Linked DNA regions of Homo sapiens: region 1 is linked to region 2. Evidence: chromatin contacts called from ENCODE Hi-C or POLR2A ChIA-PET data. All regions are on one chromosome and are shown on one strand. The core of a region is the stretch at or near the end of the contact, and the rest is flanking DNA. Distances in the headings are between cores, read along the strand shown. Region 1 holds the start of CCDC24 (coiled-coil domain containing 24). Region 2 holds the start of HYI (hydroxypyruvate isomerase (putative)).

Region 1 (3,366 bases), core at 220-2,719, 540 kb before region 2:
ATATTTTATCTCATTCAGTCCCAGCTGTAAATACCATTTGTGACCATCCTCTTCAGCTCTCCCTGCCTCCCTAGCCCAGCCCTCACTCCTGTTCTCTAGGCCAGAGGAACAACCGCCTGCTGGACATGGCTTCCTTTCTTCCCTCTTCCTACAAAGCTCTTCTCTTTCATCTCCCTGAAAACTGCTCCTCATACTACAACACGCAGATCAAACCACTTTCTCCAGGAAGCTTTGCCTGTCCCCAGGCTAGGCAGGTGTTTCCTCTGGGTTTCAGTAGCCCTCATGGGCTGATAATCTCTATCACAAGTGGCGGTGGAAGTGCCCAGCCCGTGACTGGAATCTCCTGCATGGAGCCAGGTGCAACCCACCAGTGGGCTAGGGCCCTCTGCCAAGCAGGGACAGATCCCTCTCTCCTACCATCACCTTACCTGGGCCCACCACCTCTCATCTGGAATATCTCCTGTTCTGGCAAATCACACCTGGGCTCCTCCAAGGCAAAGTGCAGGACCCTGGGGCTATACTGGACCCAAGCTTGGGCCTGGTCCCTGCAGAAGGTGCACAGGAAGGAAGCTGAGAGGCTCCTTTCTGGAAACCACAGAAAAGGCAACCCTGGCTCCTTGTTAGGGGCAGCGCTAGCCCACCTGGTATCTAGGGAAAGGGCCCAGGCCTGAGGCTCCCACCTGCCCTCACAGATGGCTTTGTGGCGGAGACCCTGGAGCAACTGCCGGAGCTCCTGGCGCAAGAGGTCCTTTAGGAGAGGCGGTGGTGCCAGAAGAGAAGAGGGGTCAGAGATGGGGCGGGAGCTGGGGGCTTGAGAGGATCGAGCCTCTTGGAGCAGTGCCCGTAACATCGCCACCTGCAAGGAGAGCTGGGATACCTTGCGACTGGGGAGGGGAGTGTCCGGAATGGTGGGGGCTGGGGGAGTGAGGGAGAGGGCGGAGTCAAAGGGGAGACCAGGATAGGATCTCGGGAGTTACCCGGCAGGGCCAGGGACCCGCAGAGGTGGGAAATCACCCGAGTCGTGGGGCAGGCCAGGGGCGTGGCCCACCTTCCCTCTCCCCACCTCCGCCCGCAGCTCCAGGCTCAGGTCCACCGCCGCCTCCCCCAGAATCCTCTTCACTTCGCGTCGCTCCCGGAGCGGAACGTGCTCCTCCACCAGCTCCCACAGCGAGGGGGAGTGCCGGAGCATGACCCACCGACGCCGCCGTCCCCGGCTCGGACCTACGGGCCGCAGGTCAGAGTGCGGGAGGTACCGCGGGCCCGCCGGCAACGCTCACCAAACCCCGCCCCTCTATGGGCCCCGCCCTCTCCCAAGCCCCACCCGTGCTCTGCCGCTGGTCCCCTCGGCTGGGATTGCCCGTTCCGGAACTGCCAGTCCTTGGCGCTCTCTTCTGCCCGGCTTTTGGCCGACTCGGATGCCGGGGGCCCAGAAACCAGGCAGTGGGAACCAGGGCCCTAGCCCCACCTCTTCCGCGTGGCCATCACCCGGGAAACCACGCCGCGACTCTAGGGCCCCGCCCCCTCCCGTGTTTGGTCCGGCGGGCGGCGCGTGCCGGCTGGGAGTTCAGACTCACCTCGGCGCTCCACCGAGCCCTGACCCAAGCACTTTGGGCTCGGCCCTGGGCACCTTTAGGCCTCAGGGAACGTGTTAAGACCTGAGAAATCTGGGTCCACGGGTTTATTACTTCGTCGCCTCCACTGTCCCGGAAGCAGTGCAAGGACAAACTTCCCCTTAAGGCCAGTGAAAGCCTAGGGAGTGGCAGCGCTTGGAGAACCAGGATGGCCCGGGTCAGGTTTACTTGTTGGGCCAGGTTCCCCAAGTGCCCTTCCACCACAACACACTCAGGGTAACCACGTTCAGGGACCCGACCCCCACCCCCAAACAGACAAGGGAGCTGCTCCATTCACGTTTTTTACTAAAGCACCCACACAAGTTTCTGTGCAATGTACAAACACAAGCCGGCCCTGGGGCTCCTGCCTCCTCTCTCAGACAGGGAGGCGGGAACCAGACTTACTGATCCAAGCCCCACCTGCCTCCCATGCAAAGGCCAACCCCAAGATCCCAGGCAGCGACACAGCATCCCCTCTGGTCCCCTCCTGGGGCTGCTCCTCAGCAGGGGGCGCACCAAAGCTTGCCCCCTACAATGTTGAATGAAAAAGGTTTCCCCTCCCCTGGGAGCAAGGGGGTTCCCAAGAGCTGAGAATTCCCCCTGGAAGAGACACTGCCCCCTAGACATACCTCCCACCCTTCCAGGCCCTAGGGGACTCAAGGGGGGGAAACTGAGGCACAGAGAGGTGGAGTGACCTAGCCCAGGCCACTCTGCGAGGCAGTGCAGGGGCTGGCCCGACCCTGACAGTGACTGGGGCTGGGCTAGGGGGAGGGGGTCGGGAAGGAGGGTTGACTCCAAAGAGGGCCACACTTGAAGAGCCTGCCCAGGCAGGAGGCCCCCCAAAGTGGGTTCTGAAACTTCCAGGTGTAGCTAGGGGGCCTAGTGAAGACCCTTGGAAAACAGAGCCCAGTCTCAGTCCTGGAGGTCCTCCACAGAGCAGCTGCCAGCCAGGCTGTGGTCAGTCCTCTGGCAGGCAATCTTCGGCACCGAGAGCCTCTGTCCATTAGTGTCAGCCCCGAGGGGGCCACGACGGAGGCCGCCCAATGTCCACTGTGATATTGGTGAAGAGTGGTTGCCGAGACACCTCCAAGACCTGGTACCGCACTGACCCAATGCCGTCCCGCTTCATGGTCAGCTTCGTGTTTTGAATCTTGGTAAACCTAGATAGGATGGAAATGGTCCACATCAGGGCTAACAACTGTAAACTAAAAATAAAATCCTACACCCCCCAACCAACTAAATGGACCCCCTTTTGGCCAAGGGGACCCCAGGGAACCTTAAAAACAGGGTTTCCAGCTATGATGGGAAGGGACGTCAAACATGCCATGTTATGCCCACGCCCTTTTGCAGCTTAGACACAACAAATGACCAGCATTAACGTCAAAGCAGAGATCACAAGACTGACAGAATGCATTGTTTGTGTCAATAAGATACCTAATTATAAATAGGATCTAAGGCCATGCCAGGCAAGGGTTAAGTCTTGCACCTCTGCACTTAAAGAAGAGACTATGCTCTAACTGCCGCGAGGATTTTCTTTTTCTGTAGCAGCTAAACAAGTACAGGACTTGAGATAACCAATATTAAAACAATTTGTATAATGTGGTAATATAAATAATAGAAAAAAATTTGCAGCTCACCCACTGCCAGATGCTGACCCCTACGCCCCTGTTCCACAAGCCATAATTATAGCTTTGGTGGGACAAGAGACTGATCTCAGTAACTTTCTCCTGATAAGACCATCGGCCATGGACTGGTT
Region 2 (2,957 bases), core at 152-2,651:
GTCTGAGCTGGCCTCATTTGAGATGGAGTTGAGTGTTGACAGAACAATCAGTGGGAGCTGGGTGTTCCTAATGTTGCACTTTAAGCTTCTCTGTCAAAGTTAGCACAGACGATAGATCAAGATGACGTTTACTCATGAATTGTTGGGATATAAATTTATATTTTTCAAAGGAAATTTAAGATATCAACAACTTAAATATGTTCCTATTTTTGACCATGTAATTCTACCCATAAGAACCTGCCCAATCAGTTGGGTTATTGTAGATGAAAGTAAAATCATTCAAATTATCTCAAGAAACATTAAGAGGCTATACAGAGACAGAAACCCAGGAAAGTCTAAGCATCCCAGCCTTAAGTGCACAGACCTGGGGGCAGCTATGGGTTTGGGCACCCTTGGGATGACATGGGTTTCTCAGGGTGCTACCTCTATTCACAGGACTTGGTTCCCCTCCTTTCCGCTCTAGCTTTTCTTTACCATAGGACTGTCTTATTTCGTTTCTACAGCCCAGTCACCTTCTGGCAACACCACCTGTTGACTCTCAGCATTTCCTTGTTTGAACTCTTGATTGGTTAAATTACCTTTCCAAACGACGCAAGTAAGAGGTTTTTGGCCAGTCTATGGATTGGCTGCCCTGGGATCAGATGACCTCCCTGGTCCAATCAGCTGAGGCTAAGGCTAAAAAGGGACAGCTCACCCATAGCTGCTCCAATGGGGCGGTTTCCCTTGCAAAAGACTAGCGGCGTGAACGGGCAAACACTGTGATGGACATCTCTAGAAAAAGACTCGGAAAAGAGTCAGAGATAGGGACTAAGAAGTGCCTGAAAGTGCGCTTGCAGCGCGCGTGCACACACACGATATCCAACCACAAAGTACAATAATGACTTGCTGCTTAGGTGTGCGACAATGAGCAGCGAAGGCACTGACTTTGAAGGCTATTGGAAAACACGAGGAAATGCTCACAAAATAATATTCCATGAAAAAGAGCTATAAAACAGCATATACCGAATGATCAGAATTTCCAAAGAAAAAAATTGCATATTTTAAAATTTGGACGGGAAAGCCAACAGGCTAGTGGTGTGATAACTGGCGGTATAAAAGTGCTTCTTTATTTGGTCATACAGCTTTCAAATGTTGCTTAACGAACAGATAGCATTTTTATAATCAGAGGAAAGACTCAGTATTAAAGTGCGCGTCCCATCATTGCAACCGGGCCCTCGGGCAGCCAGCTCTCTCTTGCTTCGCGTCCGGCTCTCAGGCCCTGGAGCTCGGCCTCCCTACCTTCTCCAGGCGCGGGTCCTGCTCCTTTTCCGGCCGCCCTCGCTCCGCCCCTTCGCCTCTCCCCGTGATCCCTCTCTCGCTAACCGTAGGCGCTTTTCGTGAAGGCCCGGGTTTTTACAGCACTTCGCTTTTCTAACCACGAACAGTGCTCGTTCGTTCGCAGGGCCAGCAAGGAGAGCCCCGCCCCCGCCCGCCGCCCGCCGCCCGCCGCCCGCCGCCTTTGGATCCCGCGGACTCCGCCCGGCCCGGCCTCCCCAGGCATGGCGCCGCTGCGCTTCTCCGCCAATCTGTCCTGGCTATTCCCCGAGCTCTCCGGCCTCCCCGCGCGGGTGCGGGCCGCGGGCAGCTCGGGCTTCGAGGCCGTCGAGGTGGCCTGGCCGTACGCGGAGACGCCTGAGGCGCTGGCGCGCGCCGCGCGAGAAGCGGGGCTGCGGCTTGTACTGATCAACACGCCCCCGGGTGCGTCGCGGGCCGGGAGGGCTGGGAGGGCTGGGGGGTGCCGGGGCGCGGGCAGGGGAGTGTCCGAGCCGGGGGCTGAGGCCCGTTCTCTCTGCAGGAGACCAAGAGAAGGGGGAAATGGGGCTGGGGGCCGTCCCCGGGAGACAGGCGGCCTTCCGAGAGGGACTGGAGCAGGCCGTGCGGTATGCCAAAGCCCTGGGCTGTCCCAGGTACCCCGCTCCACCCCACCCCCACCCCTGTGACCCATGACCCTGATGCAGGTTCAGGGAGTCGAGGACGCCAGATCTGAGACGCTCAGAAGTCTGAGCCCACTGGTTTATCTCTGCCTCTGCGGTCCTGGTCCTTTGTAAATTGCCTTTTGTATTTTATCTGTCTTATGCCACTCTGTTTGCCACTCTTTCATGCTCACCCCATGCTGGGATCCCATGCTGGGAGCTCAGTCTGCCTAGGCAGATAGGAGAGTAAATATATACAGTGATGCATTTGAGGACAGGCCTATTCCAGGAAGCTGTGGGAGCAGGGTAGGCACCTAACCCTGTCTGGATCAGAGAAAGCTGCTTACAGGTAGTGATGCTTGGACTGTCTTCAAGGAGTGGGCATTGCTTGATGGGCAGGAAGTTGAGTGTTCCTTGCAAGGGTGCTGTGGCAAGAGGAGGCCTGGTGTATTTGGCAGCGTTCCTGAGGCTGGACATGTATGTAGCCTGTTGGGATGGGGAGGCCTGGAATGTCTGCTTGGAGCTGGATGTGGCTAAGATCAGGGGATGATGGGAGGAGGTGGACGGCTCAAAGTGGGGCTGATTCAAATGTCAAATCCTGCAGAGGCCAAACAGGCTCAGAAGGAACTGGCAAGAGGGGATCACTACTGGTCAATGGTGGGGGCAGAAAACAGATGGGAAAAGGCTAAGTAGATGCGAGGAGAGGAAGTAGAGACAGCAGCATGGAATACCTGAGAAGGGCAAGCAAAGGTCAGGACAATTTTTAAAGGTGAGAATTTAGCAGGTTACAGGTTGCGGAGAAGGACCGAGGGAAGGAAAGGTTTTGGAAAGTACTGGAGGCAGGAGGCGGTGGGTGGACACTGAGATGTCTGGGAAAGGGCTTGCCCCTCAGCCATCACTGAAGTGTCTCTGAAAGTGCTGGGATACCTGGGCATCGTGACCCAGGTGCCATGGACTGGAGACCTGGGGAGACGGACGAGGGCTGGCACAGTCAGGGAATCCTGG

Evidence for each region. Hi-C counts contacts between places; a loop is a spot of excess contacts on that map. ChIA-PET counts read pairs that join two places held with the same protein, here RNA polymerase II (POLR2A). Pooled maps may share reads with other maps.
Region 1: a loop to region 2 is called in a pooled map, with 4 times the contacts of the local background. The contact joins the promoter of CCDC24 here to the promoter of HYI in region 2. A Hi-C loop is called at or near these places in 2 of 50 pooled maps. POLR2A ChIA-PET finds 5 or more read pairs at or near these places in 2 of 52 experiments (OCI-LY7 and naive thymus-derived CD8-positive, alpha-beta T cell).

Annotation. Positions count from the first base shown.
Region 1 is chr1:43,989,702-43,993,067 of GRCh38, reverse strand. It overlaps CCDC24 (coiled-coil domain containing 24), which reads right to left and starts at 1,469. Exons shown (of 9, transcript NM_152499.4): 1 at 1,322-1,469; 2 at 1,064-1,221; 3 at 681-856; 4 at 429-545. The coding sequence starts at 1,189. It overlaps B4GALT2 (beta-1,4-galactosyltransferase 2), which reads right to left. Exons shown (of 7, transcript NM_003780.5): 7 at 1,900-2,770. The coding sequence ends at 2,620. RefSeq lists silencers at 1,016-1,065, 1,206-1,315.
Region 2 is chr1:43,452,375-43,455,331 of GRCh38, reverse strand. It overlaps HYI (hydroxypyruvate isomerase (putative)), which reads left to right and starts at 1,401. Exons shown (of 8, transcript NM_001190880.3): 1 at 1,401-1,737; 2 at 1,835-1,946. The coding sequence starts at 1,539. SZT2 (SZT2 subunit of KICSTOR complex) reads right to left here. Exons shown (of 72, transcript NM_001365999.1): 72 at 1,085-2,957. It overlaps HYI-AS1 (HYI antisense RNA 1), which reads right to left and starts at 1,405. Exons shown (of 2, transcript NR_174945.1): 1 at 1,279-1,405. RefSeq lists silencers at 1,365-1,664, 1,775-1,834 and an enhancer at 2,625-2,957.